Linked DNA regions of Mus musculus: region 1 is linked to region 2. The links are chromatin loops, found by intact Hi-C in ENCODE. Cell type or tissue: gastrocnemius. All regions are shown on one strand. Each heading gives the region's core, and the rest is flanking DNA. Links, peaks and the distances in the headings are about the cores only. Region 1 holds the start of Stra6l (STRA6-like). Region 2 holds the start of Shb (src homology 2 domain-containing transforming protein B).

The links. Peaks named below come from ENCODE experiments on the same cell type or tissue, not always from the same donor. Only the 100,000 strongest peaks of a DNase experiment are listed, where the experiment ranks them.
Region 1: a loop joins it to region 2, with 2.7 times the contacts of the local background. A loop is called at or near these places in 4 of 42 quality-filtered maps.

Annotation. Positions count from the first base shown.
Region 1 is chr4:45,848,807-45,864,842 of GRCm38, forward strand. It overlaps Stra6l (STRA6-like), which reads left to right and starts at 141. Exons shown (of 18, transcript NM_028788.4): 1 at 141-291; 2 at 9,341-9,416; 3 at 11,130-11,230. The coding sequence starts at 272. In gastrocnemius, for the core only: a CTCF peak has its summit at 7,165; a DNase peak (open chromatin) is centred at 7,168; H3K27ac peaks cover 1,721 bases.
Region 2 is chr4:45,526,810-45,541,363 of GRCm38, forward strand. It overlaps Shb (src homology 2 domain-containing transforming protein B), which reads right to left and starts at 4,019. Exons shown (of 6, transcript NM_001033306.1): 1 at 2,753-4,019. The coding sequence starts at 3,451. In gastrocnemius, for the core only: CTCF peaks have their summits at 1,268 (motif pointing left) and 3,963; DNase peaks (open chromatin) are centred at 1,281, 2,843, 4,069, 4,444 and 2 more places; H3K4me3 peaks cover 5,003 bases; H3K27ac peaks cover 5,507 bases.

The DNA.
Region 1 (16,036 bases), core at 3,317-11,316, 330 kb after region 2:
GGGGGAGGCAGCAGAAGAGAGGAGCCTCCGCTTGTGGATTGAGAATCAGAGGAGCCAAAAGTGTTGTGAAACCAGGAAGAGGGCTGCTGCCTGATTTCACTCCCAAGTAAATGTTTCACTGGGTATTTGCCTTTTCTCAGAGTCTGGGTCTACAGATCAAACTGGGGAGAATAGGAGCTCATGGGAAGCCGTCATAAACAAGCTTCCGAGGAACGGAGCAGCCCCAGGACCGCAGCATCCACAGTACCGCGCACAGTCGTCCTTCAGCAAGATGCTTGCTGCCAGCACAAGGTGAGCGGCAGAGACTGAGCAGAGATGGGTCACTCCTCACGGCTCTTTTGATGTTAGAGATTAACAGACTGGGAGAAAGACACGGACTGGCTAATCTGCAGGCAGGCGGACATGAAAAGGCAGAACTATGGTAGATTTCCTCCGTGTCAGTCAGAGCCACGGTGAGTGGGCAGAGCCCAGGTCAGAGGATCCTGACCGAATCCTGACTGCAGTCTTCTGACATGGTTTCTTCATCTGTTACTCTGGTGTAAAACTCCCCATCCTTCCTCGCCCTTTTTAATTGATATTTTATAATTGTCCGCATTTATGGAGTACACTTTGATGTCTTCATATGTGTAGGAAACACTGATCTGACCTCAAATATTTACCATTTCCTTGTGGCAAGACAGCCCTTCCCCTCCCCCGTCTGCTATGTAGCCAATTGTTAATTCTAGTCACCCTGCTGGGCCACAAAACAGCAGCACAGCAGTGGCCCCTTTTCCTCATAGCTGTAACTTTGTATGGTGGCCAGCCTCTCTCACCAGCCTCCTCCTTCTCCCTCCTCTCTTGTCCCAGCCTGCCCTTGTGTCAGCCTTTTCTGGTGGCCCTAGATGAGTGATGTCATGCATTGCTTATCTTCCTGCAATGCCCTCTGGGCTCATCTATGTTGACAGGATTTCCTTCTTTATTTGAGTTTATTTAAGTTATGGATGTAACTTATTCTCTTTGCCCTGAAGTTGGACCTGGTGGTAGACACCATGTTTCAGCTGTTGTGAATATTAAGCATGAATGCATCTACCGCTTTGAAAACACTACTTTCATTTCCTTGGTCGATGTCTCCACTAGTGGAAATGTTGAATTGAGAGGAAGTTGGATTTTTAGTTTTTTGAAGACTCTCCATGCCTTCTCCCATGATGGTCAGGCTGATTTACCCCCAGTGCGTGCAACTGTCCTCTTTTCTCCGCCCTCAGCAGCATCTGCCTTCTTGCTGAGAATAGCCTTTCTGACAGGAGAGGGTGAGCCCACAAACTTGAGAGCATCAAAGGAGAACTGGGATGGGAAGGATGGAGGATCAGGGAAGTTCTAGTCCTGCCCAGATGGTAGGAACTGAGACTCGCACTCTGACCTGAGAACTTGGGGAATCAAGAGCAGAAAACAGGCCCACTGCCTTCTGGAGTCCCAGGATCTGGTCAGAATGCTAAGAGATCCCAAAGTAGACAGGAGAGAAGGGAGCCATGGAGACAAAGAAGGCATGATGGGAGTTATCTAGAGGATAGGTAAATGGAGAGGGCTGAGCATCTCTGGAGGGTGTGGGAAGGGAATGGTGTGCTGTAGAGTCCAAGAGAGCCTGCCCCTCTCTCTCCAGTGGGCTCTGTGGCTGGGGGAGAGCAGGAGAGGCTGAGGTGACAGGGCCTGATGCCATCAGATGTGGGTTTCTAGAAAGGTGGCTCTGGTCCACATGGCGGATGGGTCAGAGATGGGGCAGAGGGCTGCTGTATGGTCTAGTGACAATGATCATTACCTGGGCTACGAGCAAGGACAGAGCTGAGCGGATTCCACAGGGATGGAGGAGCCAGCCAGAGTCGCTCTGGATCTGTGATGTGGCCAGATGGGCATGTGGAGCCACTGCTCCTGCAATGAGGACTTCGGAGGATGAGCTGGTTAGAGGGACAGGCTGACCTGTGGCTCCATGGGACAGTGAGAAAGTGTTCCTCAGGAGGAAGGCACCTGGTGTGGCTGTGCAGAGGGGACTCAGTCCACCTTTAGGCCAGTTGTGTGCCGAAAATATGTGTGTGTATACATATACATATATATGTGTGTGTATAAAAGTGTATATATATGTGCATACACACAAATTATAATATATTTTAAAATTTATTTTCCCCCATTTCCTTTCATCTGTATGGATGTTTTGCCTACAAGTATGTCTGTTCACCACGTCTATGCCTTGTGCCCGTGGAGATGATATCAGATCCTCTAGAACTGGAGTTACAAATGGTTGTGAGCTTCCAGATGGATGCTGGGAATCAAACCCAGATCCTCCCCCAAAGCAGCCAGGGCTCTTAGCCATGAGCCATCTCTCTGCCCCTGATAAAATAAACCTTCAGACAAAGAATGGTAGGGAGTAGAAACAAACCTCTTTCTTCTTCAGTCAACCTTTTCTTTTTTTTTTTGGTTTTTCGAGACAGGGTTTCTCTGTGTAGCCCTGGCTGTCCTGGAACTCATTTTGTAGACCAGGCTGGCCTCAAACTCAGAAATCCACCTGCCTCTGCCTCCCTCAGTCGACCTTTTTATTTTTTCATGATGGCTGCTCTGAGTACTTCAGATACACACGACAACAGCCATGCGTGCTCCCCACGGAAGGGCAGCAACCAGGAGCTGCCCATGCCTGGCCAGGAAATATAACAAGTAGAGAGATGGAGACTGGGAACAGATGTCTGCACACAGGGAAGAGAAGGGGCCAGGGAGAAAACAGAATGGAAGCAGAATGTGCATATGTGGGCCCCTGGAATCTCTCTCCTGATTCTTAGGGGTTGTTCCCCAGTGACCAGCTGAGAGCAGAGTGTCTCTGAGTCCCAGGATCCCAGCAACGGCAGCAGAACTGGGGTGACACAGGGTTGTGGTCTTTGTGTGGCTTCTTTGATTGATGAGGCTGGCAGCTCAAGGGAGCAGCTGGGACATCTCATCAGAGGCATCCTGCCATGACCCACATTGCTGGGCTGGCCGTAAGGCCAGAGAGAGCCAGGGCAGCCATCCTGGCTATTGGTTAACAAAGTGAGGACTGCAACCCATGCAATCCTGAGTATGGCTAGGGGCCCAGGACAGAGCCCTGACTCTGTAGCCCTGTGACAGTGACTCACTGAGCAGAGGAGGGGAGGGGCCAGAGGGCTGATCCTGGGAGGAGGGGCACCAGGAGAGTGGCCAGGTGTTCTGGGAAAGCGGCTCAGCCCCAGGAATCCCTTTCAGCTCACCAAATAGAAAATTAACTAAAGAATGACCTAGCTAACTAGCTAACTAACTAACTTGACTCCTCCCCCTCCTCCTTTTCCTCTTCTTGTTACGCTTCTCCCTCCTCTTCCTTCTTCTCTTCTTCCTGTGTTGTCTTCCATCTTTGAAGATCCTTTCACTCTGGAGCCCCCACTAGCATCAAATGCAAACTCCAGCCTAGGTTGCTCTCAAACTCCCAGCAATCCTTGCTCTGCCCCTCAGTTCTCTTTAGTGCTTTGATTACAGGGGTGTTGGTGCCCAGCTGGAGAAATTCTTTTATACTCAGGGCTGACCTTAGCAGAGGAGGAACTAAGAAAGGGGAGCCCAGAACTTGGAGGTGAACCTCAAGTTAGAGGTTAGCACGGGCTGTAGAGTGAAACTCTGCCTCAATGTCACCCCTGCCCCCCCCAAAAAAAAACCCAACCACCACACACCTAAATCTAAAACAAGCCTTATATGGGCTTGGATTCCTGAGTGTTGGGATGGGACGAACAGTAGCGGAGGGTCAAAGAGGGCAGCAGCTATGCTGCAGGTGGGGCACACTCTCCAGGACTGAGACATGTCCAGTCTTTATTACTTTTGCCTTTAATGCAACTTTTTTTTTTTTTTTTTTTTTTTTTTTTTTTGGTTTTTTGAGACAGGGTTTCTCTGTATAGCCCTGGCTGTCCTGGAGCTCACTTTGTAGACCAGGCTGGCCTTGAACTCAGAAATCCTCCTGCCTCTGCCTGCTGAGTGCTGGGATTAAAGGCGTGCGCCACCACACTCGGCACTAATGCAACTTTTAAAATGTTTTTAATGTTTAATTTTTGACAATGGCATTTAACAACTGCCATGCAGTGTTCCCCTTAGTGACAGCTGACCTTGCCCAACAGACCCAAGCCAGCCTTGGCAACACCTGTGTCCACCTCAGCTCTCCAAGGCCAGAGTTGGTGGATTCGTGGGAGTTCCCATAAAGCAGATTTCCCCAGCACTAGGTGTGCACAGAGTCCTGTGCAGACACACTGCTTGCGTCTGGTACCTCTCCCATGACCCACCTCTGCACTGGACTGGGGACCATTCTTTCTGCTGCCCACTCGACTAGCAAACTGAACTGGACCTGAAATGCCCTTGAACTGTGTGGCTGCCCTGATCACCACCTCTCTCTGGATGCCTCTAGAAGGAGATTCTGGGAATCAGTGACCATCGCAGGGCCCTCTGTGCCAGGCACCAGCTGGAATCCGCAAGAATCAGAGACGGGAAAGCTGCTGGGCTTCGGCTGGGACAAGAGGGACCCTGTCAACCAGGGACTGACACCCATCCCAGGTCCGGTTCCTTATTTTAAAAAGAGGCTAACGCTACCTAACCTGCAAAAGGTTAAATTGTGAATTAGGACATGGTTGGGAGGGATGAGAAGGAAAGGGAAGGAGGGTGATACAGAGAGGCAGAGACAGACAGAGAGAGACACAGAGATAGACACAGAGACACAGGGAGAATCTCTAGGCATTTCTCCACCATCCCTGGCTTGTACAAGTCCTACAAGTCCCAGAAGTGGAATTACTGTATCCAGAGAGGCTCTTGGCAGATAAGTAAGTGGTGCTCAGAGTCCTCACGCCGATTGCAGCGTGATCCCAGTAAAGGAAGGTGAAGAAGATATCATCTCCTCTTGGCCCTCAGCGCCTCCGGCAGCTCCTTCCAGGGGCTCCCGGTCTAAAATGTCAGATGACATCTCCTCTCATTTCAGTGCTAGCTGAGTGTAGGGGTTTATTGTTTTTATTTTTAGCTTTAAAAAAAGACTTCAGGTCTCCTGTAACCCAGGTTGCCCTGTGTTCCAAGGACAGCCTGAACTTCCGGTCCTCCTGCAGGTGCACCCTACACCGGCTTATCTTTTTTTTTTTTTTTAATTTAAACTGTTCAGCTGACATGCACTAGCAGCAGATGATTGTGGGTGTCATATGACACATCCCACCCTCAGACTCTGTGTAGTGACCAGAGCTGGGCCGTGAGCCAGCAGTCCTCTCAAACACTGGTCAGCTCTTTGTATTGGGAGCAGGCTCGATCCTCCCTTCCAGCTATCTGGAAGCATCCAGTGCATTACTGCTGAGTGTGGCCGCTCTCTCTGCGCTTCGTAACACTCACCTTACCCTCGTCTGCAGCTGCATCCCATGCTCCCTCTGCTCCCATCCTTCCCGGCCTCCAGACTTCCGTGGGGCCAGTTTTTTAAATGTATGTGCTGTCTGGCTTATTTCACTCAACCTGATAGCTACAGACTCATTCCTGTTGTTGCAAATGAAAGGATTTCGTTACTTTGTTTTGTTTTTTTATAACTGAGTAATATTTCATCACATACACATGCCACATTTTCTTTACCCATTTTGGGCACCTCAGCTGATTCCATACCTTAGCTACTGCCAATAGTTCTGCAGAGAACATGGGAACAAACATATTTTCTTTCCTTTAGATGCACACACCCAGGAATGATGTAGCTGAGTGTGGCAGTTCCGTGCTTAGTCAGCTTGTTTATTTTTAGACAGTGTCTTACTATGTAGCCTTGGCTAGTTGAGAACTCACTGTGTAGATCAGGCTAGCCTCTAACTCATAGAGATCCTCCCTGAGTAGAGGGTTGTGCCACCATGCCCAGCTCTGTGTAGAGGGTTGTGCCACCATGCCCAGCTCTGTGCTTAGCCCTAAAAAGGGCCCTCTATCCTGTTTGTCTCGGTAGCTACAGTCTTTATTTCCACCAACACTCAAGCATTACCGTCTCTTTGCATCCTCACCAGCTCAGTTACTCCCCGACCTTTGGGTTCCCCAGGGAGGCTCCACACTGATGAACATACCTGTGGCCCACTTAGGACTTCTTCTAAGACATGAAAGCCCGAGAGGCTCAAGAGGAGAGATGGCTCAGCAGTTAAAAGCACTCACTGTTCTTTCAGAGGACCCAGGTTCAATTCCCAGCACCCCACATGGTGGCTTGTAACCATCCTTCAACTTCAGTTCTGGGGACCTGACCCTCCTCTGGCCTCTGCTGGCATCAGGCAGGCACACATACAGGCAGGCAAAGCACCAATCTACATTAAATACATACATACATACATACATACACACACACACACACACACACACACACACACACACACACACACACACACACCAGGTCACTTGCCAATTTTGAATTCTAAGTATTTTTGAAATCCCTCTTTTTTTCCAATAGCAGCTTAGTTACCAATCTTTAGATGCCACTCACTAGTCCTGTAGCCTCTCTTTTTATATTGACTTCATTTTCTTTCTCTTCCTGGTCATTGTTCAAGTGATTTTTTTTTTTTCTTTCATGTAGCTTTTTACTGTGGTGGCTTGTGTTCAGCCATCCCCTGCTGGTGTTCTGCCACTGGATCGTGACCACGCTCAGCTAGGAGTTCATTTCTACTCCTAAACTGCAGAGGGAGGAGACAAGAGTCTACATTCCCACACCGCGGGAGACACAGCCACACAGTTTTATTTCTCTCTGTCCTCCGTTTGGATTTTGTTTGGGGCTTAAGTTATTGCCGGCTCAGACATCCTATTCTATAAAGTTCAGACAACCAATTTCAAGGTACTTACCTGGCGATGGAGCACGATGGCACATTCTTCTATTCCTGTTGCTTTTAAACCCTTCTTCATGGGTTCCTTTTTATTACCTGAGAATTTTTATAGTGAAAAATTTTATTACCTGAGCGTGTTTGTAATGGAAAATAATTTTCAGTTCTTGTGTTTATACATATGCATTGACTACATTATTAAATGAAATATTACACGCGAAAGCATTTGGTATTTATATATTTAAAATAAATATTTACATATTCAAATCCCCAGAGCTGAGGGATAGCAGTGTGTTCTGCCAATCCCTTGGCAGTCCTCTTCCTCTGATTTTTTTTCCTTGGAGAGCTCGCCCCCTAGCGTTCACTCATGAGAGGACCGGTGTTCCCTCCACACCCTTGGGAGCGAGGTTCATTGAGGTTCCTGGCTTTCTCGGGGCAGTTTTTCCTTCAGTGTCCTGTGTTTTAAATGGGTGCTCATGTGGAGAATTCCATGACCCTGTGCCGTGAGCCTGGCTGTAACTGATGCCAAGGGCTGGTTTTCAGTGGGGAGAGGAGGAGGAGAGCGTTCTGCCAGCTGGGGCCCTTCAGTGGCTGACCCCAAGTGCTACATCTGGTCTGGCCATTGCCCTTCTCTCTGTGACCCATGCATCATACTCCTGGAGAGGCAAATAGATGGTAAGGGCTGGGAGTGTGTGTGTGCGCGTGCGCACACGCGTGCGCGCGTACACGTTATTGTGACCATGTGGAAGTCAGAGGACGACTTGCAGGAGTTCCTTCTCTTCTTTCACCATATGGACCCTGGGGTTTGAACTCAGGTTGTTAGGCTTGGTGGCAAGCCCCTTTCCCAGCTGAATATCTCAATGGCCCTGCTCTTGCTCCCTGAGTGGGTGTGAAGCTTGTTCCATGAGGTCCTGTTGTCTACTCTACGGTCCTGCTGATCTTTTCTCTTTGATCTTGTCTCAGCTCTCTGACAATTCCCTTTTGCTTTCAAGTATGGCTTCTTCCCTTCCCTTTCTTTCTTTCTTTCTTTCTTTCTTTCTTTCTTTCTTTCTTTCTTTCTTCCTATCTTCCTTCCTTCCTTCCTTCTTTCCTTCCTTCCTTCCTTTCTTTCCTACATGTAAGGTTTTGTATGGGATGGAAAGACTGATGTTTTGTTGTTTTGTTTTAAAATTTATTTCATTTTATGTATGTGAGTGCACTATAGCTGTCTTTAGACACACCAGAAGAAGGCATCAGATCCCATTACAGATGGTTGTGAGCCACTATGTGGCTGCTGTGAATTGAACTCAGGAACTCTGGAAGAGAAGTCAGTGTTCTTAACTGCTGAGCCATCTCTCCAGTCCACTCTTTTTTTTTTTTTTTTTTTTGGTTTCTTTGAGACAGGGTTTCTCTGTGTAGCCCTGGCTGTCCTGGAACTCACTCTCTAGACCAGGCTGGCCTCGAACTCAGAAATCTGCCTGCCTCTGCCTCCCAAGTGCTGGGATTAAAGGTGTGTACCACCACTGCCTAGCCCACTCTTACATTCTTAAGAGCCAAATCCTGTCTTACCTTTTCTGGACATTTCAGATCTGTGATGAGACACAAGCACAGGCTGCTAGGAGTTTAAAGAGTTCCAGGGGATAGATGTGAGTGTTTCTGCTCTCCACTGAGACCTCTGAGCGAACAGGGGTCACTGCTTGTGAGATGGATGCTGAGGAGATGGCTGGCTGGGTGTGCTGGAGTCAAGAATGCAAGAGCTGAAGTCAGAGAAGTGATGGAGTGGTGGTGGCCATGGTGGTGCCATGGAGTTAGTGTAGCAGGAACAAGGTGTGATGGAGCCTAGGAAAGAGGGGGTCCCTTGTTAGGGAAAATGTCCCTGTGTTTCTGACTTGCTTTGTCCTGAGGACATCTGCGGTGTGCAGTCTAATGGCTCCCCCCTGCCCCCCCTCCCCCGCTCCCTCCTGTTCCCCCCTGCCCCCCTCCCCCACTCCCTCCTGTTCCCCCCTGCCCCCCCTCCCCCGCTCCCTCCTGCCCCAGCACTTCATTGGTGTTTCTGACCTCGGCTGTGAAAACCCAGGTCCACAGACTAACTTCCTTCCTGGGAATCAGTGATGTTTCAGTCTCACTCTCCTCCCTGCATAGGACCCTTCCGGGGCTCTGGGAAGATGGAAAGGACTCCAGTGAAGGGTTTTCATGGCCATTAGTTTTCCTTAAAACGTGAAAAAGTCAGACATTTCTGTAGTGTTCTGTAAAAAGAACTCCCCACAAAACTCAAATCTACCCACAACTGTGCCATCCAGATATGGATGTGGGGGGTTCTTCATGCCAACTCCAGGGATGCTGGAGATCAGCAGAGCCATGAACAACGAAGATGAACGAGGAACTGCACGAGAGCAGTTCACTTAGGAAGACAGTGAAGGAGCAGCTGGGCCTTGGGAATGCAAGTGAGGAAGTTCAGATGCTCCAAACTTCTGAGAGAAATACTCCAGGCTGGAGTCAATGCTGTCCCATGACTGTTGATGTGGCTGATGTGACTTGTGGCTATTTTTCAGAACCAGGCAGATAAATATCACCTGTGACAACCCAGTGGACCGGGAGGTCTTCCTCCATTACTCCCTCATTCCATCAGTAAGTAAAGATAGTGGAGCCCAGGGCAGGGGCCAAGAGCAGTGAGGGGGGGAGGGAGGGAGGGAGGGTCAAGGAGGGAGGGAGAGTCAGGGAGGGAGGGAGGGGGAGGGAGAGTCAGGGAGGGAGGAAGGGAGAGAGGGGATTTGGGAGGCTCCACCACACAGCTTTTGGGCAGGCCTGCATCACATAGGGGAGAGAGCCATTGGCTCTCCTTCTAAAACCCTTACTCAGTGTCTTACAGAGTACATCCAAGCTCACATACAAAAGAAGCAAAGCATTTTGGGTTCTAGAGCCAGCAATATGGGACTTTTGGCAGAGTGAAAGGGGGGTTTTCTTTTCCTTCCTTCCTTCCTTTCTCTGCCCCCCAACTCTTTTTTGTGAATGTGTGTACAGGTATGAGCAAACACATCTGTGCACACATGTGGAGCCCAGGGGCAATCCCGGGTATTGTTTCTCAGCTGCAATTAACCTTTGATTTTGCTTTTCATTTTTAAATTAATGAACATGTTTGTCGATGTTTTGTCTGCATGCTTGTCTGTGTAACACATGCATGTCTGGTAGGTACCCTTGGATGCCCTTGAACTGGGTTTGAGTTCAAGACTCTTCTGAACAACCTAATAAGACATTAGATCCTGTCTTAAAATAAAAAGTCAAAAAGGGGGCAAGGCAGGTAGCCCCCTGGGCTCAGTGGTAAAGCCCTCACCCAGCATGTGAAAGGCCCTAGAGGGTGGGTACCCCCAGGAAGCAAGAAGGGAGGTCCAGGTTGGGCAATAGAAAATCATGAGTTTCACATAAACCATGCAGAATTTGAGAAGTTGCCAACATTCAACAGAAATGCCAGCTGGGTAGCTTAACAGATCTAGAGCTACTGGGTGAGGAGGGTCAGGGCTGGAGGTAAAAGCTTGTGAATGTTTTGTGTCATTAAAAGTTGTCTCTAGGGAGGAGGACGGGGGCAGGGGAAAGGTGGGGCTTGGATGGAGCCCAAGGAGCTCTCTTTCCAGAAGCCAGGGAGGAAATGACCTAGCCAGGGGCCTGGAGAAGAATGGGGAAAACAAGAATACACAGTGGACGGAGCTCAGGGAAGAAGGTGTGAGGAGAAGGTAAAGTAGATTAGGCTGGAGTTGGTATAGCCTTGGGTGGTAGGTAAGATGGCTGTTGGTGACGTCATAGCCCCTGCAATGCAATGACAGGGTCTGAAGGGCCAGCAGAGATAAGGAAGTGGAGAGAGCACATACAGACAATTCTTAAGACATTTCTAGTAAAATTAGGATAAAGAATTTTCATCTGGAACATGGCCAAATCCACAGAAATGAAGGGAAGAAAGATTTGAAATCTGACAGGCATGGCTGCCTTTCAAAAGACAGAGACCAAGGTCCAGGGAGGATGTATATGTGGAAATTAGACTCAAGCCTCTCTCTGTGCACGGCCACACAGAGGAAGAGTCCGAAAAGAACCTTCTGGTAGCTCTGAGGGACATGGAGTGCCAGGTGTCACAGATGCAAGCTCTCTGCTTACCCATACATTCTTTTCTGTGGGGACACTGAGGCCACCCCGAGGGTAACTGGGTCCCAGACACATTGTTCTCTCCTCATAGGGGACACTGAGGCCACCTGAGGGTGACTGTGTCCCCAGACACACTATTCTCTCCTCACAGGGGGACACTGAGGCCACCTGAGGGTGACTGGGTCCCAGACACACTGTTCTCTCTCACAGCTCTGCATCATTTTGGTCTTGTCTTTCCTCCAAAGACGAGAGCATCGGAGACAAAGAGATGACACCTCCTACCTCCTGGGGAACCACTTTGGAATCATCGTGTAAGTTGACTGGAGGTCATTTGCTGAAGCTTGGTGTACCCTGGGGTTGGGCCCAACACAAAATGCAAGGCCAGGTAGCTCTGAGGATCCAATCTTCTCCCGCTGTACCGATTCCCTAAACAATGCTCTGAGAGGCCTCTGCCCCCCATCAGCACCCAGGGCTGCCCAGAAACTTCTCAAGGAGACCTAGACAGCCATAGAAAAGGGACCTCCATGGGATTTGTCCCCTCGTTGCTGCGACAAGCCACGAGACAAAGGCAACTTAAGGGAGCAGAGGTTTATTTTGGCTCACAGTTTAGGGGAGTACGATCCATCATGATGATGAAGGTGTAGTGGCTGGAAAATCTTGGTTTGTGGCAGCAGCTGTGTGTGGCAGAGCTTCTCACATGGTGGCCAGATCAGGGAGCAGAGGACAGACAGGAAGCAACACTGGGCTGTAACCTTCAAAGGCTCAACCTTACTGACCTGCTTCTGTCATCTAGAACTTTCTCTGAAGGTCCATGACCTTCCAAACCACAGCAATGGCTGGGGACCAACTCTTCAAACACACGAGGCAGTGGGAAACATTTTACCTCCAAACCATAACGCCTTCCCACTGTGGCTATCTCAGGAAACAAGAGGCAAAAGGCTCCCAGTGACCAAAAGCAGCCACCCTTCTGGTTGGATGGCACTATAAAGCATGTGTGAGATCCTGCCCACCTTCTGGAGTCTTCCTAGTTAGGCTGTTCTGCATCATGGCACCCCTTAGAACATTTTTCTTGAGTTTTAATTATTCTGTCTCATGACTCCATCATCATCATCGTCATCATTGTCATCATTATCACCATCACCACCACCACCACGAAGTTAGCATTTATTGCACTGCTATTGTCCCAGGTCCTGGGCCTTTTTCTTTGCTTACATTAGTTCCATCAATCTGTCTCAAAGTATAGTGGAGGTTGATAAAGGAATGAGAAAACTTGAGCTCAGAGAAGCTAAATGATTTGCCTGAGACCACGGAGCTAAGGTGACCCAAGATTTCCCTGAGGCTGGCTTGAAACTCTCTGATCCTCCCATGTCCCAGTCTCACCAGATCCACACAGTGAGCATCCTGAGATCTCAGTCTTAGGAAACATCATGATGCCAGGACTGAGGCTAAGGCTAAGCTGGGATGCAAGAGAAGTCCAACCACGATACCCAAGGATGCTGGAGCTCTGAGGAGCAGCTGGCTTCTTTGCGGATGCCTCCCAGAGTCAGCCCCTCCCACTCCAGCAGCTGTAACTGCTTTGCCAGGCAAAGGGCTGAGACTGGCTGTGTTCGTTCCTTCTTTCTATTGCTGTGAGCTGACAAGAGGCAACAGAAGGAAGGGCAGGCTTATCTTAGCCCACAGTTTAAGAAGCAATACAGTTCATCATGGCAGGGGAAGCATGGGCAGGAGCAGGAGACCCACAGTCACGTTGCCTCTGCTGTCAGCAAGCAGAGAGAGGTGGAAGCTGTTCAACCAGGATCCAGCCTATCGGAGATAATACCCACATTCAGGATACCTTCGTGCATATACCTAGAGGCATGCTCCCATGGTGTCCCCAATATCATCAAACTGACATTCAACATTAACTGTCACACTGATTAGATAAAGACCCGTTCACCCCACTGGGCATGTGGCATCGAGGGGATGGGGCAGAACTTGTGAGGTAACCGTGCTCATCCTCCTGGACGTACATTATCAGGACTCATCTGACTGGCTCCTGTCACACCCTCTGGCCTCATTGTCACTGACTAATACTCCCTGCTATGGTTTAAATGAGACATAGGCTCATGAGTTTGAACATCTGGTCCCCAGTTGGCACTGTTTGGGAATCTTTCAAGGGAAGAACCTTTTTAGAGAAAATATGTCACTAGAGGTGGGCTTCAAAGGTGCATGCCTGGGCTCCATTTCCTGTTCTCTCTCTCTCTTTCTCTGTCTCTGTCTGCCTCTCTGTCTGTCTGTCTGTCTGTCTGCCTCTGTCTCTCTCCTCTCTCTCTGTCTCTGTCTCTCTGTCTCTCCCTCTCTCTTTCTCTGCTTCTTGTACACAGATGAACTGTGATCAGAAACATGTGGCCAGCTTCATGTTCCTGGTGCACCTTCCACACCACAATGGCTTGCATTCCTTCTAGAATTATAAGTCTAAACAAAACTCTCCCTTCCCAGTTTGCCTTTAGTTAGGGTATTTTATTACAGCAACAGAAAACTAACACACCCATCTTTGTGTGTGTGTGTGTGTGTGTGCTCACACATGAGTATGGCATTCTCTAGCCTCATTTGCTGCCCACAATGATTCTGTGATAAGCAAAGCAGGGGTTTTCTATTTCTGCTTTGAGCATGGGGAAACTGAGTCTCACATACACCTTAAGTACCATGGTTGGGTCTTGATGAGATTCAGTTGGACAAGATTCATGTCTGCAAAACTGTACTGAGCTTGAGTTCTGTCAGAGGTCCTGTAGGGCCCGCCCAGCAGAGTTTATAGTTTCCTAAGCACCTGGTGACATGGTGGGCAGTGTACTGAAACAAGAACATGAACTTGATGCTGAGGCAAACAGTCGAGACAGCCTTCTGGGGCAGAGATGAAGATGGCTCCTGAGGCTGAGCCCAGAGGGAGGCAGAAGGGGTCACCAGGACTCTGATTTGTAGTGACAAGCTCTCGTGCCACCAGAGTGCACTGCATTTTTCTCTCCTTGTGGCAGGGTCTCCTGTTACTAGTACTAGCCTCAAGTTCACTAGGAAGCCAAGGGTGACCTTGAACTCCTGATTTTCCCGCCTCTACCTTCTAAGTGCTGGGAATCACAGGTGTGTCTCGGTAGTCCCAGCTCCAAGTTCTGGCTAAGGCCTATTTCTGGTTGGAGAGCCCTTCCCACTACGTGGACCTTCTGAACTAGGTGAAACTCTTTTTGCTTAGGAGAAACAATATCTACCCACATTAAACCACAGGAAACAAAAAGAAGAAAATTTTAAAGTGAAAGTTACAAAGTAGTCACAGTGGATTTCCTGAGACCCTAGAGCAGCCTCCTGGGAGACTAAGTTAACCTTTCTGCCCCTGACTCACTGGGGCAATTCTGAGCCATTGTGCCCTGTTCCTTTTGGCCATGTGACTTAGGCTCTTGCTGCCACATGACCCTGGCTTTTCTGCAGTGTCCATTCTGATCCTGACTTAAAGTAACTGTAACAACAGCTTACTGGCTCACAGCCTCAGGATTGCAATGATAAAAAGACAAGAGCAGACATTGGCTTGGTGCATCCAAAGTGCAATAGTGAGCCATGGCCAGGGAAGTGCAGTCATGTTAGGGAGGGGAACTTTCACCCTGCTCTCATAGGGTTTTCAGCTGGGCTTGAGCATTAAATTGAGGGCTGCAGAGAAGGCTCAGCTGCTAAAGGTTTGACTCACAACCAAAACGTCAAGAGAATTAAATTGACAGAAGACAAACTGGCAGGAACATAAAAACACGAATTTACTTAATGTGACTTTAACAGGCAACAGAGGTCCCATAAGGACATGAAAATTCAAAGATGCAGTTAAAGTTGAACACATACACGCACGCACGCACGCACGCACACACGCACTACACCCCTACCTTAGTGCAGATGCCCTCAGAGTTCAGAGATGTCAGTTCTCCCTGATTCTAGAGTTAACAGACAGCTGTGAGCCCCTGACCTGAACGCTAGAAGTCAAACTCAGGTTTTCCACAAGAGTGGTATACGCTTTTAATTGCTGAGTCTGCTCTCTGGCTCCTCATTCTCTCTGGGTGTTTTTTTCTTTTCTTTTCTTTTGTTTTCTAAAGTTTTTCTTTTTAACCTTCATTTTCTTTTTTTTTTCTTTCTTTTTTTTTTTTTAAAGATTTATTTATTTATTATATGTAAGTACACTGTAGCTGTCTTCAGACACTCCAGAAGAGGGCGTCAGATCTTGTTACAGATGGTTGTGAGCCACCATGTGGTTGCTGGGATTTGAACTCCTGACCTTCGGGAGAGCAGTCGGGTGCTCTTACCCACTGAGCCATCTCACCAGCCCCATTTTCATTTTATATGTATGGATGTTCTTCCCGCATGTATGTCTGCATACCATGTGCATGCAATGCCCACAGAGGGCTTTGCATGATCTAGGACTGCAGTTATAGATAGTTGTGAGCCAATCACATAGGTGTTGGAAATAAATCCAGGGTCCCCTAGAAGAACAACCCGTGATTTTACGCACTGAACCATTTCTCTAGTCCCATGTTGTCTTTTATTTTTGGTTTTTCGAGACAGGGTTTCTCTGTGTAGCCCTGACTGTCCTGGAACTCAGTCTGTAGACCAGGCTGGCCTTGAACTCAGAGATTTGCCTGCCTCTGCCTCCTCTGCCTCCCAAGGGCTGGGATTAAAGGCGTGCGCCACCACGACCGGCTGAGGTGGAGTAGTTTTAAGTCCCGCAGTTATATGGTACTTATTACCTTAGCCAATGATAGCCAGACCTTCCTCAGAGAATAAATATATCAGAGGGGAAGTCTTCATAGGCTATGTCTAGGTCCTTGCCAGTTTCCCTACAACTGTTTGAGATACATTCCTTGTTTGGTCTTCACATCACACTGTATCTCATAAAATCTTGTTCGGTTTTGCTAGGTGTCATGGCTCCCAGCATCCTTGCTGTATCCTTACTAGATTTGGAAGTCCTCTATGGGAAGGACTACATCTTCCTCCCTTTAGCGCACAGAATCTGTGCTTAGCAGTGTGCTTAGACTGTGATTGCAGTGAGCAGCTCACTCTCCCACAATCCTTCACTCTCAATAGGCGGGATGGCTACTTTAGAGGTGACCCAG
Region 2 (14,554 bases), core at 1-8,000:
CAGTAGGTGATTTTTTTTTAAAAAGGAGATTAAGGTAGGAACAGCAAGTGTGTGTGTGTGGGGGGGGGGTAGAGAGGGAGTGGGGAGCAAAGAGTGGGCGTGATCAAGATACATTTGCATCTATGTAGAAAGCTGTCAAAAAGTCTATAAAAACAAATGTGTGTAGGGCTTTAAGAAGTTGCAGAGGAGGGGTGAGGATGGAGGTCCTTTGGTAGAATTGCTTACTTAGCATTACAAAGCCCTGGGTTCAATCTCCAGAACTGCACAAAACTAGATGTGGTTCATACCTGTAATCCCCACTGAGAAGTGGTGACACATGCCTTTTATCCCAGCTCTCCGGAGGCAGAGGCCAACCTGGTCTACAAAATGAGTTCCAGAACATCCAGGGCTACACACACACAAAAAAAACCCTGTTTCTAAAAACAGGAAGGAAGGAAGGAAGGAAGGAAGGAAGGAAGGAAGGAAGGAAGGAAGAGGGAGGAAGGGAAAGGGGGACTGAAGCCCATCTTTGGCTACCTAGTGACTAGGGTCAGCATTGTTTTAGTCTTATCTAGAAAGTAAATAAAGCAGTGTCCAAGCCAGCCTTCCAAGCCAGCCAGCCTTCCAGGACACTCTGTCTTGCAACCACTCCCTTGCTGCCTCTCTTTCTCATGACAGAAGGAACATCTGGTAACATCCTCCCTTGTCTCCCAGAAGAGACCACTTTTAAAAGATCAAAGCTTCAACATGAGAAAGGAAAACCATCCCTGAGAGAGTGTTTCTTTAAAACTGTATCTCTTACCACCATTCAACTCAGTTTACCTTCCTTGGCCCAGGCCCTGCAGCCCCTCTCCGGTCCTGTCCAACTCTAACCTCTCCGTTCCAACCACATAAGACTTCATACCTGCAGTTCTCTAAGCACCAGACACTTCTCCAGCCATCCCCTGATCACTCCTGGCTCCAGGTCAACAATGGAAACCCCATTTAACACCAGGCCCCATCACAGGGTGCCCTCTGTCACAGCACTCAACACAGACATACCCTGCTCAGGATCCCCCTTCCAGCACCTGGAAGAGGAGAGCAAAGACCCATGGGAAATATTGTGACAATGTAGCCAAGTCTTAGGCACACTTGACATTCCAGCTACAAAGTATGATTACTATGCATCTGTAAGTCTTAACTCTAATTGGGGGGAAAAATGTTTACAACAAATTTGAAAGCCACACAAAGATTTCTGAGAGCAGGCTGAACCACAAGCAGTAAACAAGGAAAGTCTGCCCCCTGGGGGGCAGTGGTCTTGGGCAACTAGGGATGCTGAGTCAGGTGAGGTGGGCTGCAAACCTCTCTGGAAAGCTCTCTCCTCACTTTCATATGGAAAAGCTCAAAGCTCACCCAGTGAGCCCACCACATATGAAGCTGCAGGAAGCTTGACTTCCAGAAAACATCAACCACAAGCCCAATAGCTCAGCTCTTCTCAGGGACATCTCTCCTCTTGTACCCTTGGTGACTGTATGAGTCACCAGGGCTTCCAGCTCTCTGTTCTCAGTGTGGCATCTTGGATACTTGGGAAGCACAAAGAGTATGCGTTTCCAAGGTGTGTGCCCACACCGTTCCTGGGGACATAGGCTCCTTCAGGCTGCTCATACCATCCATCCTGGGCAGACAATGCAGGATGACCCCAGGGAGACCAGACAGGCAACTTTTTCAGGAGGGCATATCCTTCCTCACCTCTCCCATAAAGCAAAAAGAAGCCTTGCCAAGCACCCGCTGACAGGTAGGAAATGTCTCCCTGCTAGGCTAGCCAATCTCTATCAGTCCAGGCAAAAGTTTGAGCTTGCAAGGAGAGTGTGGGGAAGAACGCAGGCAAAGCAGGGGCCGGCCAGCCAAGCAACCCTGCCGTGAAGATCTCTCACTGGGCCTCAGATTTAATCAAAACACTGCCTCAGCGAGAAGTGGGCAGAACAAGTATTTTATGGGGGAAGGGAGGTTAACTCAGGAGTGTGAAGGGAAGGAAGAGTAGAGGGGCCTGCCTGTAATTAACTCCCTTGTTATGAAGCAGGGAACAAGATGGCCTGATAGATTCGGCAGGGGATTGCCACAAAGGCTTCTCATTCCCGAGACGGTACTACAGGGATGGAATCAGGAAAGAGAATGAAGTGGGCAGAGAAGGGTCTCTTTTTAGCAGACTGCCTGCGGAGCTGGGGAGAGCGGGTGGGAAAGGCCAGATGGGTAAATTCTCTGGGAGGACGAACCTTAACACCGGAAAAGCCTGCATGGGGGTTCCCAATATCGCTCTAGTACAAAAGGCCGCTTGGCTTCGGAAACCTGGCACGCAGAGTGGGACGTTTAGAAGCATTTACACACATACAGATATTCTGGGACAGCCAATAAGGAAATCTACGACCCGGAGATTCCCTTTCCCATTCTAGACCTCAATTCCCATCTGCATCTGGGAGGGGGACCACTACAGGGACCCCGGGGTAAACGAGAGTAAATGCTCTTTTAGGCCAGCCGCTGCTAACTTTACTGGGGGAGCCGGAAGGGCTGGCTGGGTCTGTCTTCTGGGTAGTTAGACGGGGTGCTCTCGCTCTGGCTCTGGGATCCGCAAGGGTGCGTTTGGGGAGCAGGAACCAAAGAGTCGGAGTCTAATCACCATCTGGCAAAATGAGCGCTGTAGCCTAGACCCCAGGATGCCAGAGCAAAGTTGATGCAAGGGATGGGAAACGTGGCAGTGCCTCAGTTCCCCAAGCGCACCAATAGCTTTGGAGCTTACCTTATCTTTCTGACCAGCTCCGGTCTCCTCGGCGGAGCACTTGTTGAGCAGTTTTTTGCCTCCGCAGGTCGTCGGGCTCCAGGTACGGCCGCCAGAGCACACGCCTCCCGGAGGGTCCCCCGCAGCGCTCGCGCTCTCCACTTTGATGAGTCGGTGCTTAGGGGAGATGTAGCGCACCTCCGCCGGCGTCGTCGGCCGCCGCTCGCTGCTGCTGCGGTAGAGGTGCGGGGAGCCGGAGGATGAGGACGAGGACGCGGCGGCGCCCGCTCCCGCCGCCGCGCAGCAGCAGCCCGCAGCTCCCGCTGCCGCCGTGAAGGCGCGCTGGCCCCCGCCGGGGTCCCCGCCGCCGCCGCCGCCGCAGTAGTCCAGGCGGCACATAGCTCGCAGTTTGCGCAGCGACGAGCCCGGCCCGTTGTACGGGTCCTCGAAGTCGCGCTCCTTCTGCGCGCGGTAGGCGCGGATGAGGTCACTCGTGCTGCCGCTGTCGTCGGGCAGAGAGCCCGACGAGGCCGAGAAGCAGGCGGCGGCCGACCCACAGGACGCCGAGGACGCCGAGCAGGCCTGCGGCACGGCCTGCGGGGGCTGCTCTCGTCGCTCGCCCCGGCGCCGCTGCTCCCGGTAGTCCGGCCTCGGCGGCTGCGGCGGACTCTTAGTCTTGCTGTTGCCCAAGCTGAAGTACTTGTTCAGCCACTTGGCCATGGCGAAGGGCCGCCTAGGGCCGCGGCGCGCGAGCCCGGTCCGCCGCCGCGGCCATTCGGGGGACAACGCTGTCGCCCAGTCCCGCAACGCCCCTGCCCCGGTGGGGGGCGTGCGGGGCACCGGTCGCCAAGTTCAAGTTCTCGCAGCCGCCGCCTCCTGCCGGCCGCCGCCTGGCTCCGGCCGCTGCTGCACAGCCCTCCGCCCCTGCCGCGCGCCGACCGAGCTTTGGATCTCGCGCCCCGCACAGACGTGTCTCATAGGGACCCGGGCCGCCTAGAGCGGAAGGCCAGGCGCCCCCCGCCGCGCACGCCCGCACCCAGCGCCCCCACCCTCGCGGAGCGCGCCCCTGCCCCGTGCGAGCCGCGGCCAGCTGCGGGCTTCTCGAGTGCACGGGGGCGAGCCCGGCCCCACTGCGGGTCGGAAAACAAGCGAACGAATGAGGGAGGCGGCCGGCGCCTGGCGGAGCCCGCGCGCCCCTGCCCGTCCCGGCGGCGCCTGGCTCTGCCGCTGCCTCTGCTGCCGCCTCCCGAGCCGCCGCGTGTGTGACACTCGGCCGCCAGAACCCGCCCAGCGCCGCGGCCCCGCCCCTTCCCGCAGGCCCCACCCCTCCGCCAATGCCACGCCCCTCCTAGGCCACGCCCCCGCGTGCAGCCAGGAACCTCCTCACGACTGCACGAGCCACCTCCTGCGGCCGCCTGGGCGCCAGCTCCGGGGTCCTGCCCTAGGGCGCCCGCGTCCTGCGGCTTGGCAGGCCGTGCCTCCCTCCAGCAGGGACTGCGGCTCTTTGAAGCCAAAGCAGTCAGCACAGTCCCTGGGGGCCCACGCGCCGTGCACTCTAGGAATGGATGTCCACCATCGAGGTGGTAGGCAGGCTGGACTAACGCACGACCTCTAGTTGACCGAGAGGACCATGCAGAGGAGATGCCCTAAAATGAGAGAGTGGCTGTCCCTCTTCTCTTTAAAGGGACAGAGACTCCGGTTCAGCTTTTCCGGCGCCGGGTCTTCGGAAAAACTCTTTATGCTAATGAGTGTATTAGCAATCCAGATGACGGATCCGGACGGGATAGGCGGCTGGGACCAGGCGGGGCACCAATCCCTGAGCAAGGCTAAGGGGAGGTCGGACTGTTTGCTTACCTTTTCACCTTCTAGGAAGTGGGGCTTTAACCCTGTTCACTGCCAACCTAGTGGAACCAGCTATGTAAACATTTAACGCTTAAGGTTGCCGGAGCTGGCGAGACTCTATTTAATCCAGAGACAGTTTTCCAGATGGAGAAACTGAGGCCCCGAGGTAGATTATACATGGATGACTAGGATCTGGTGGCACTGTGATGATGTAACTTAAGACAATGGAGTTATTATCCAAACGTGAGGAAACCCAGGCCAAAGGGGGGTAGCTTTCTGAGTCTGCTCTCAGAGGGGGTAGCAGGAGCCTTGTCAAGAACAAAATACTGCCTGAAAATGAAATAAGATATCTGCCTTCTAGATGTTAGATATGTTTGGAAGTTCTATTTGGCCAGCCCCACCCCCCATCCCCCTTGAGTACCTCTGAGCTGAAACCGTCCTTCAGAATGGTGATTTGCCAAAATAACACACTGTGACCGTAATTTCACCTGTCACCTGTACATTATATATAGGTTGGACACACTGTTTTTCCTGTGTCCTGTAGGAACAGTAACCTATCGAAGTAGAGAGCAAATCCAGGATCTGCTAGTACTGGAGGTCAGACTCTCATCCTGAGACTTCGGGACCTGGTAAGGCACAATGTGACCTCTTCCAAACTCTCCCTGCGACCTACCAGACTCAGGCTCCAGCGACACCACACTAGAAAAAGGCAGACCCATGACTCCGAAGGCTCCAATCTATCTGCTCAGCCCCACGTAGTCAGACTACTTGCCTCTCTCGTTCCCTAAGACCACTTGAATTTCCCAAACCCCACTGCTACCTGAACCCCAACAATCTCCGATAACATTCCCACTTATTTCTTACCTGAGACCTATTCATTTAGCATCCTTAGGAAATAGTCTTAAACTCTGCACACAGGACAAGGCTGAACGTTTGGTGTGTGGAGCATAGATAGGGAGAGACCCCAGAAGTTGATGCTGAGATGCTTATTTTGGGTATCCCTACACTTATATGTCTCAAATTACCCTTTAAATCCTTGCTCTGCTGCGCAAGCACTTAATCATGCTGCATGGAGGGAGGCCCCAATTAAGGGGAAAAAACCTGACCGACCAGGACATCCTCGTTTTAAGCCCCACCCCCGTCCCGCCCCCTCCCTCCAGCTTCTAGGCTCAGGAAGGAAAGGAAGCCAGATCCTGGCAGTCAGCCAGGCCACCTGGGCCAAGAAAGTCCTCCCCAGGGTCTGGAGGCCTGTTCTCTGCTCCCTGCATGTGTGCTGCACATGGAAACAGTATCTTGCTTTTCTGAAGGTTTAGGAAGCGAAGTTGTATTTCACAACTTATTTTTTTCACATTCTGCTTTCAGCTGGCCACAGAGTCAGAGTTGTCGCTCCTGTAAGGTTTCTTCTGGGCTATAATTTGCAAGCCAGAATTATTGTAATGCTATAGTATTATGCCAAGAGCTTCCAGAGTCCCTGTGTAACTGCCTGGCCCCTAAACACTGTATATAATTAACCCCAGTCAGTATCCCTGCAATCTGATCTTATTCCTGGTTTACAGATGGGGTGGCTGGCCTAAAGTGGTATTTACTTGATACAAGCAAGATGTCTCTGGGTGTTTTCCTTTGCGTATAGAGACACACCTTCAGAGATGGAGTCAGAAATAGTAATTCTGAAGAGAAACATAAAATCTTCAGGAAGATAATGGAGAAGCATCCTGCCTTGTGTTTCAGGGAGACAGATGCTTGTAGGAAAATCATCAGAGTAGCCAGAAGATGAGCTCTCTCTCTCCAGTCACAGCTTCCAGGATTCACAGAGGAGAAACTGGGACCAGTGGCAGAGAAACAGTCAAGAGGAACTGCTGTGGGGCTGGTGAGATGGCTCAGTGGGTAAGAGCACCCGACTGCTCTTCCGAAGGTCCGAAGTTCAAATCCCAGCAACCACATGGTGGCTCACAACCATCCGTAATGAGATCTGACTCCCTCTTCTGGAGTGTCTGAAGACAGCTACAGTGTAATTACATATAATCAATAAATAAATCTTAAAAAAAAAAAAAAAGGAACTGCTGTGATTGATAGCCATTTTTCTGGTTGTCACAAACCCCACCCTATGTCATGCTGTAAATAAAGCCTCCCCCCTCCCCCCAGTGTCAGAGACCCATAACAGGACTTCAGGACTTCATACTTGCTCTACTGCCAAGTTCTACTGCTAACCCCTGGTTTGACATTGACACCTCCTTTGACAGGTTTGGCATTGTCCCCTCCTCCCTGCACTGCCCCCAGTTCTCTTGGAGGATGGGGTAGGTGAAGATAGCCATATTTCAGTTTCTGCTCCATCTCTGCTTCCCCCATTAGACCCAGGGCAAAGGGCCAAACGTGGCAGCTGCTTTTTCTGTCCCTCCTAGCACCAGGACAAAGAAAATGACATTTGTAGAGAGGCTCCAAAGGATGTTACCAACTCAAGGGGTTCATCTATTCCTTATATAAAACACCATTCAGTCCACTGGCAGTCACTCTTTCAATTTTTGTTGTTTGTGGCAGGGTCTTAGATACCTCAGGCTGGCCTCAGATTCATAAACTCAGTATGCTGGTGTCACTAGCCTCAAATTCCTGTTCCTTCTGCCTCCATCTCCCCAGTGCTGGGATAACAGGTGTGGACTAGCACACCGGCCTTCTCTGTCTTTCTTTTAGGGGAGCAGGGTCTTACTATGTAGCCCTGGTTAACATGGACTCCCTATGTGGATCAAGCTGGCTTTGAACTTGACACACTTTCCTTGCTTTGGCCTCCCAAGTACTGAATGTGCACCACCATGCTTAGATAGTTTTTCAGATATTTCTGGCCATATGAGGCCTCAGAGGCACTGGGACAATTCAAATATCAGTTTTGTGTCTTCCCAGTAATTGAAACAAGGCAAGACAAGGGCAGGGCAGGAGAATGGCTAGAGAAGACCGTGGTAGAAAGAACTTCTTTGAAAAGATACCTGGGATTACATTGAAGAATGAGTGACATTTTGATTTTTTTTCTTCTTAAAGACAGGGCATCATGTAGTTCAGGCTGGCCTCAAATGCGCTATTTCTGAATTCTTCTCCCTGCCTCCTTTTCTCAAGTACTAATATTACAAGGGTGCCAATGTAGGTGACCACTGTCTTTATGAACAGGCCTCAAGGACCTCACCCTTCACTTGCTCAGTGTGGAGCCTATAGTCTTTCCCCCTGTTTAGCTCGCTTAGACCTTCTGCAATGGCTCTTGGATGGTGAAGGCAGGAAGATTGATAACTCAAGGGCATCCCCAACTGCAGAGTGACTTTAAGGCCTATTGGAACTACTTGAGACATCATCTCAAACAAAACAAAACAACACCCAAGACAAATCCAGGAAGAGGCAGAGGGATTTAGGCAGAGGTCTCAGCACTAGTCAAAGCAGAGACTTAGGACAGGACACGGGGGAAGCCCCTGGAGCAACTAGTGGGCAGTGTAGTGTGAGTATCTAAGGGTTTGTGAGGTATGGGAAATGGTGGGTAACAGGGCAAAGATGGGCTGCCCATTAGAAAGAGCTCTGCTGGGACTGGTGAGATGGCTCAGCGGCTAAGAGCACTGACTGCTCTTCCGAAGGTCCTGAGTTCAAATTCCAGCAACCACATGGTGGCAGACAACCACCCATAATGAGATCTAACACCCTCTTCTGGTGCTTCTGAAGACAGCTACAGTGTACTTATGAACAATAATAAATAAATCTTTAAAAATATATAAAAAATAATAAAAAATTTTAAAAAAGAAAGAGCTCTGCTTCCAGACAAGGAAAAATGGAATTTCATCTTTAGGTGGGGGAGGGGGGAGATCACTTGTGATCTTTGCTAAAATAAGGAAATTCCCTAGTTTTTTTCCTGCATTTCCTGAAGATCATTTGAGGGAGCCCCGTGCAGGATGCACTTGGTGGGGTGAGTAGATGTTAGGCAGAGCAGTCACTTAGCTTTTCTTACCCTGTTATTGCATTTGCCTATGCATGCTTTTAAATATTAAAAAAAAAATGTCATCAGGATGACATCTGGTACACAGAAAGTGCTCCATTGCTCTGGTTGAATGAATAACTAACGCTGCAGTAATGGAAGAATGCTAGGTAATGGACTCTGCAGGACTCCCAGACCGCTGGCTTGGGCCACTTGTTAAACTGACCAGCCCTTGCCTGGTGACAGGAATACTGTAGTTGAAAAACAAAGGAGTTATTTAAAGGGAATATGTGGCTAAAGCACACATGAATTAGTTTCTTTTCTATTGCTGGAATAAAACACCATGACCAAGGCAACTCACAAGAGGGATGCATTATTTTGTCTTATGATCCCAGAGGGATGAGTCCCTGAGGAGGCTAGGAGGCACAGCAGTAAGCAGCAGGCGTGGCAGACAGAATGGGCAGCTGAGAGCTCACATCTTGAGCCACAAGCATAAAGAAGAGAGCAGAGTGCCAGGAGGCCTTTTACCCTCAAGCCGACCACCCGTGACATACTTCCGCCAGCAAGGGCTCATCACCTCCGTCTCCCCAGCAAGCAATACCAACTGGAGGCTAAGTGTTCAAATGCCTAAGACTACAGAGGCTTGTATACTCACAACCTGCATAACAGACACAAGTTTAGGGCTGGAGTCTGGCTGGCTGCACGGATCTGCGGCAACTGTCCAGCCTCCTGACCCTTTCCTTCCTACTTAGACAGCCCATTAGTTAGTTAGGAGTCTCTGGCCTGGATTACTGCATAGTTTTTCCTACTTCTGTCTCAACACAGAAGCTGCCATCCTATAACATAAACCTAAGTTTGCTTATGTCCCTCCTCTGCTCAAATCCTGGAGACTGAATCCCATCCCCCTAGTAGTAAATGCCAAAAATCTTTACAGTGGCCCATGAGCTCTTACATGCCTGAGTTCCTGCCCTTATCATAGCCTCTCCTCTCTGCAGTACCAGGATGCTACTCTGCTGCCTGGACCCTTCCTCTGCTTAGACTGTGTTCCCAGCACCACCCCCATCTCCACCCCATGCTCACCCCTGATGTCCTTCAGGTTTTTATTTAAACGTCATATGCTCAGTGAGGCCTCCCTTAAGAGCATTATCTACAAGTGCGGTCCCAGCACTGGGTGTCGCCCCTTCCTCGATTTATTTGAGTAAATAAATCCATCTCATCTGCTCATCCGCTCCATCTCATCCACTGCGTATTTACTTAGTTTTCTAGTTTACTTTTTATCTTGCCCTCATATGGCTAGAGGATCTTTGCCCTTCTGTTCACTGCCATTTCCAATGTCCAGAATAGTGTCTGACATGGTAGGTAGGTAGACAAACGATTCCTATCTGTTGGATGGATGGGTGTGAATTGTGTATTCCTGCCTTCTGCATCTGTCTTCTTGGCTGTTCTTGGCCCGGAGGTGGGAACACGTCGGACTCAGGGTGATACAGATACGTGACATGACATGTCTATTTTCCCTCTACTACTGAGCTATCTGCCTACTCCTATTTTTACTTTATATTTTAAGACAAGGCAGGGCTTGGACTTGTAATCCTCCTGCCTCTTGTAAAACATTTCCTCCTTCAATGAAGTTCCTTAAGCAGGAAAGTAAGCAGCTCAAAATAGCTTCAGGAAGTCCCTGAAACTGACCAGATTCACTAGCCCCTCCCTGCCAGAGTAACCAATAAAAGCTGGGAGTCTCCCTCAGAGGGAGTGAAACTGAGCTGCAAAGAAGACACTTTAGCAAGAAAAGTTTCCAGCTGCCTGGAAGAAACAGAGACCAACTAAGCAGCCTGGAGGAGGCTTAGACCAACTGAAGCACTGAAGGAATCAAGCTGCAAAGAAGACCCTGAGACTAGATCAGCGTCGGGGAGAAGGAGAAGCTAGCTAAGCTGCCTGGCAGAGGTTTAGACCAAGGCCACTTGGAAAGGACACTCTCCAGCCTGTTGTGCAGTCTTCAGACGCCACGATCCAGTTTTTGTGAACTGTCATCCATGCTGGGGTGGGCTTTGGTGATGCCGTTGTCTTTGAGTCTTTTCTGCTCCTATCTCAGCCATGGTCCTGTAAATAATGCTGGTAAAACTCATTGGTTCGCCAAATTGGTCATTGGAGTTATCCAAACTTTGGTCTGTCATGAGTTCCCTTATCTGGAGTGAGTAGACATGTGTTGCACTTCTCTGGGGAACGTTTTTTCCCAAGTAACAGCCTCCCAAGTAACCGGGGTTATGGGTCTGCACCATACAGCATCTACAGCCTAGACTGTTAGCAACCTTCCAATATTAACTTTAATGCTCGTCCTGGACATTAGATCTCCTGGACTTCCTCTCCAAGTGCAATTATAGATACCCTCTGACGGCATTCTCCTGCCCCTGCCTCTACCCTGATTTCTGTTTCCATAGATTTTACTTAAAAAAAAAAAAAAGATTTCACATTTATGTGAGATCTTGTAATATTTGCATTTATATGTTTTCCAGATTCATCTCTGTGTTGTGTTAACAGCTGGCACGATCTCTGCGTGTATTTCTCTGCATGCGTGTTCCTGTGTGTGCACATGTGTGTGGGATATGTGTGAGGTGCATTTGGAGGCAGGAAGTCCATATGGAGTGTCTTGTTCAATCACTCTCGGTTTTATTTTTTTGAGACAGGGTATCTCATTGAGCCTGGAGCCAATCTAACCCCAGTGTCTGACCAGCGAGTCTGAGAGATCATCTGCCTCCTCGAACTGAGGTTTCAGGGATGTACTGCTAATGCCTGGCTTATGACGTGGACTGTGAGAACCCACGGCTCAAGTCCTCAATGTCTGCATACTAAGCATGTCACCGACTGAGCTCCCTGTCCCCACACCTCTCTGAGACAGGGTCTCACATGTACCCTATGAGCCAGTGGCTGGTCTGGCGCTTACTATGTAGACCAGGCAGGCTTCCAACTCCCAGACAATCCTCCTGCCTCAGATTATAATCTGCTGTGTGCTCAGATTATAGCCACATGTTATCGCATCTAACTTTTGTTTTGTTTTGGGGACAGCATCTCATGTAGCCCAACTCAGCCTCAAACCTTGCTCTGGAGCCAAAGTTGGCCTTGAACCCCTGAGAGCTCCTGGGTAGAGCATCTCACCATGTGTCCCAGTTCATTCATTACCATCTTACTCGGGCTACATCCATACCACGGCTTGTTGTAAGCACTACTGCAAATGGGCACTGGAGTGCAGATGTCTTTACAGGGAGACAGTTTCATTTCATTTTTATTTATACCGGCAGAGGAATTGCTTGGCCATGTGATGGCCCTAATTTTAATAAATTTGGAAGAACCCCCGTATGTTTTTTCCATGATGATTGCACCAATTTCAATCTTATCTGTAGACTCCGTTTTCTTTACAGCCTCTCCAAAACTTACGACCTCTTATCTTTCTGATCATAGCCATCCAAACTGGTACGAAGGGACAGCTCACTTTGGTTTTAATTTTCATTTTCTTGTTGATTACTGATTTTAAACACCTTTTTCTACTTACAATGGCCTCCCCCACAACCCCCATCTATGAAGACAGAGCAATTTGAGCCTTTTGCTCCTTTTTAATTGGGTTACTTGTTTTTGCTTCTGAGTTGTGTCTGTTTTGGAAACTAATCCCTTTTCAAACATATGGTTTGCAAACATTTTCACTGTGTGTTTGTATGTGTGTGTACGTGCGTGTATTTGGTGTGTGGACAGGTTCACATGTATGTGGAAGCAGAGGTTGACAGTGAGTATCTTTCTCAAATGGCCTCTATTTATTTATGTATCTATTTATTTACTGATTAAGTGATTTTTTTTTATTTGTATGTGTATGGGTACTGCCCTGCATGTTGACTCTGAACACCATATGCATGCCTAGTACACTTGGAAACCAGAGAGGGCATCAGATCTCTGAACCTGGAGTTGAAATTGTTATGAGCTGCTACCTAGGTGCTGAGAACCAAACCCAGGTTCTCTAGAAGAGCAACAGGGCTCTTAACAGCTGAGCCATTTCCTCAATTCCTCCCCCACTTTTTTTTTTTTTTAACAGACTCTCACTGAGTATAGATAAAGCTAACCTCAGAGACCTACCAGGTTAAGGGCCTTTGCCACCATGTCCAGCCTCAAGGTCTCTCATTAAGCCTGGAGCTTACTGATTGGTTAGGTGGCTGGCTGTGGAGATCCTCCTGTCTTTTCCCTCCCCCACCTCTCTAGGCCAGGAATTACAGATGCAATCTAAACAGGCACCTGGCTTCTACTCTGGGGATTTGAACTCAGGTCCTCCTGCTCTGGAAGTGGGAACTGCTGGCCGAGCCATCTCTCCCGCACTGCCTTTTCATAGTCTTTCCTTCACTGCGCAGCGGCTGAATTTTCAGTCTGATGTCATCTTTTTGGTTTATGTTTGCTTTTATGGTCAGAGCTTTTAGAGCAGCAGTCCTCAGCCTTTCTAGTGTTTCCACCCTTTAATACAGTTCCTCATGTTGTGGTGACCCCCCCCCCCAACCATAAAATTATTTTTGTTGCTACTTCATAACTAATTCTGCTACTGTTGTGAGTCATAATGCAAACGTTTTGGGAGGTTGAGGGTTGCCAGAGGGGTCGTGACCCACAGGTTGAGAAACGCTATTTTAGAGCAGCATCCAAAACCTCATGACCAAGGTCAATTCCAATGACCTTCTCTATTAGGCTTTTATAGCGTCTGGTCTTACATTTAGGCCTTTAATCTATGTTGAGTTTGGTGTGTGTGTGTGTGTGTGTGTGTGTGTGTGTGTGTGTTATAAGAGTCTAACTTCACTCTTTTGCACATAGATATCCGGTTTTCCTAACACCATTTATAGAAGAAGCTGTCCTTTCTCCATTCTGTATTCTTGATGTCCTTGTCGAAAATCTACTGTAGATGCTTGGGTTTATTTCTGGGCGCTCCATCCTGTTCCCTGGTCGGATATGCCTGTTTTTCTGCCAGTACCACACTGTTTTCACTTGCTGTGTTTTTGAAGCAGATGCGTCTGGGGTTCTGTTCCCAGACCCCGTCTCTTAAACAGAGGAAGCAGGCTGTGACTCATCCCTACCTCCCCAGCATCGGGAGGGGTCTCTAGGAAGGTTGTGGCTTCCAAGTAGCCCCTTCCCCAGAAGTCCAAGTCCTGCTGATTTGCAAGCCTGTCCCTTGCGATATTACTGAGCCAGCCACTTCTTCCACATCAGGTACAGCTAATCTTAGGAATCTCATTACGAGTCCGAAGATAATCCTCTATATCTAGATTAAAGGCTGTGTTTTGACCATTACTGTGCATCGAGCATTGAGCCGACAGCTTAATTGAGCTGTTTATGCCGCTGCCTTGATCTCTTCCCAGAGAATTTACAACTAATTCCAAGTGTCTCTGTGAATTAAGTGGGCCTCTCCCAACATGCTTTGCCCGTTGCTTGCTTGTGCCAAATCCCACTTGTCCTTGTGTTACCTAATTATGGGCTCTGGCTCGCAGCTGTCTCTGGCCAGTGCCACTTCCAGCCAACTCCCTCCCTGAGATGACCATTAATGATACAGCCCTCCATAGGATCATGCCTCCAGACAGAATAAAAGGGGGTGGTAGAAGTGAAGACTGGGGTGCGGCAGAAAAGACATAAATCACATTGACCCCTTTGAAGTCACCTCCTGGCAGCTAAATGACAGCAACCCTCTATTGAAGAAGACTATGCAGCCCAGTGCTGCTAAGTGTAATGAAGGAAGGCACTCCAGGCTGGGCTCAAGACTCCCAAACCCTTACTTGATCCATAGTTTGATTCCCTATGGGACTACTGGACCTTAGTTTTCCCATCTGTTGCCTGTCTTTCTTCCTTTTGACTTATTTTTATTTATCTGTATGTATGTATGCTTGTGTAGGTATTCTCAGCCCAAAAGGGGACAGCAGATCCCCAGAGCTGGAGTTATGGGCAGTTGTGAGCCACCCAATGTGGGTGCTAGGAACCAATCATGGGTCCCCTGCAAGAGCAGTAGGCACCCTTTCTTTTTTCTTTTTTTT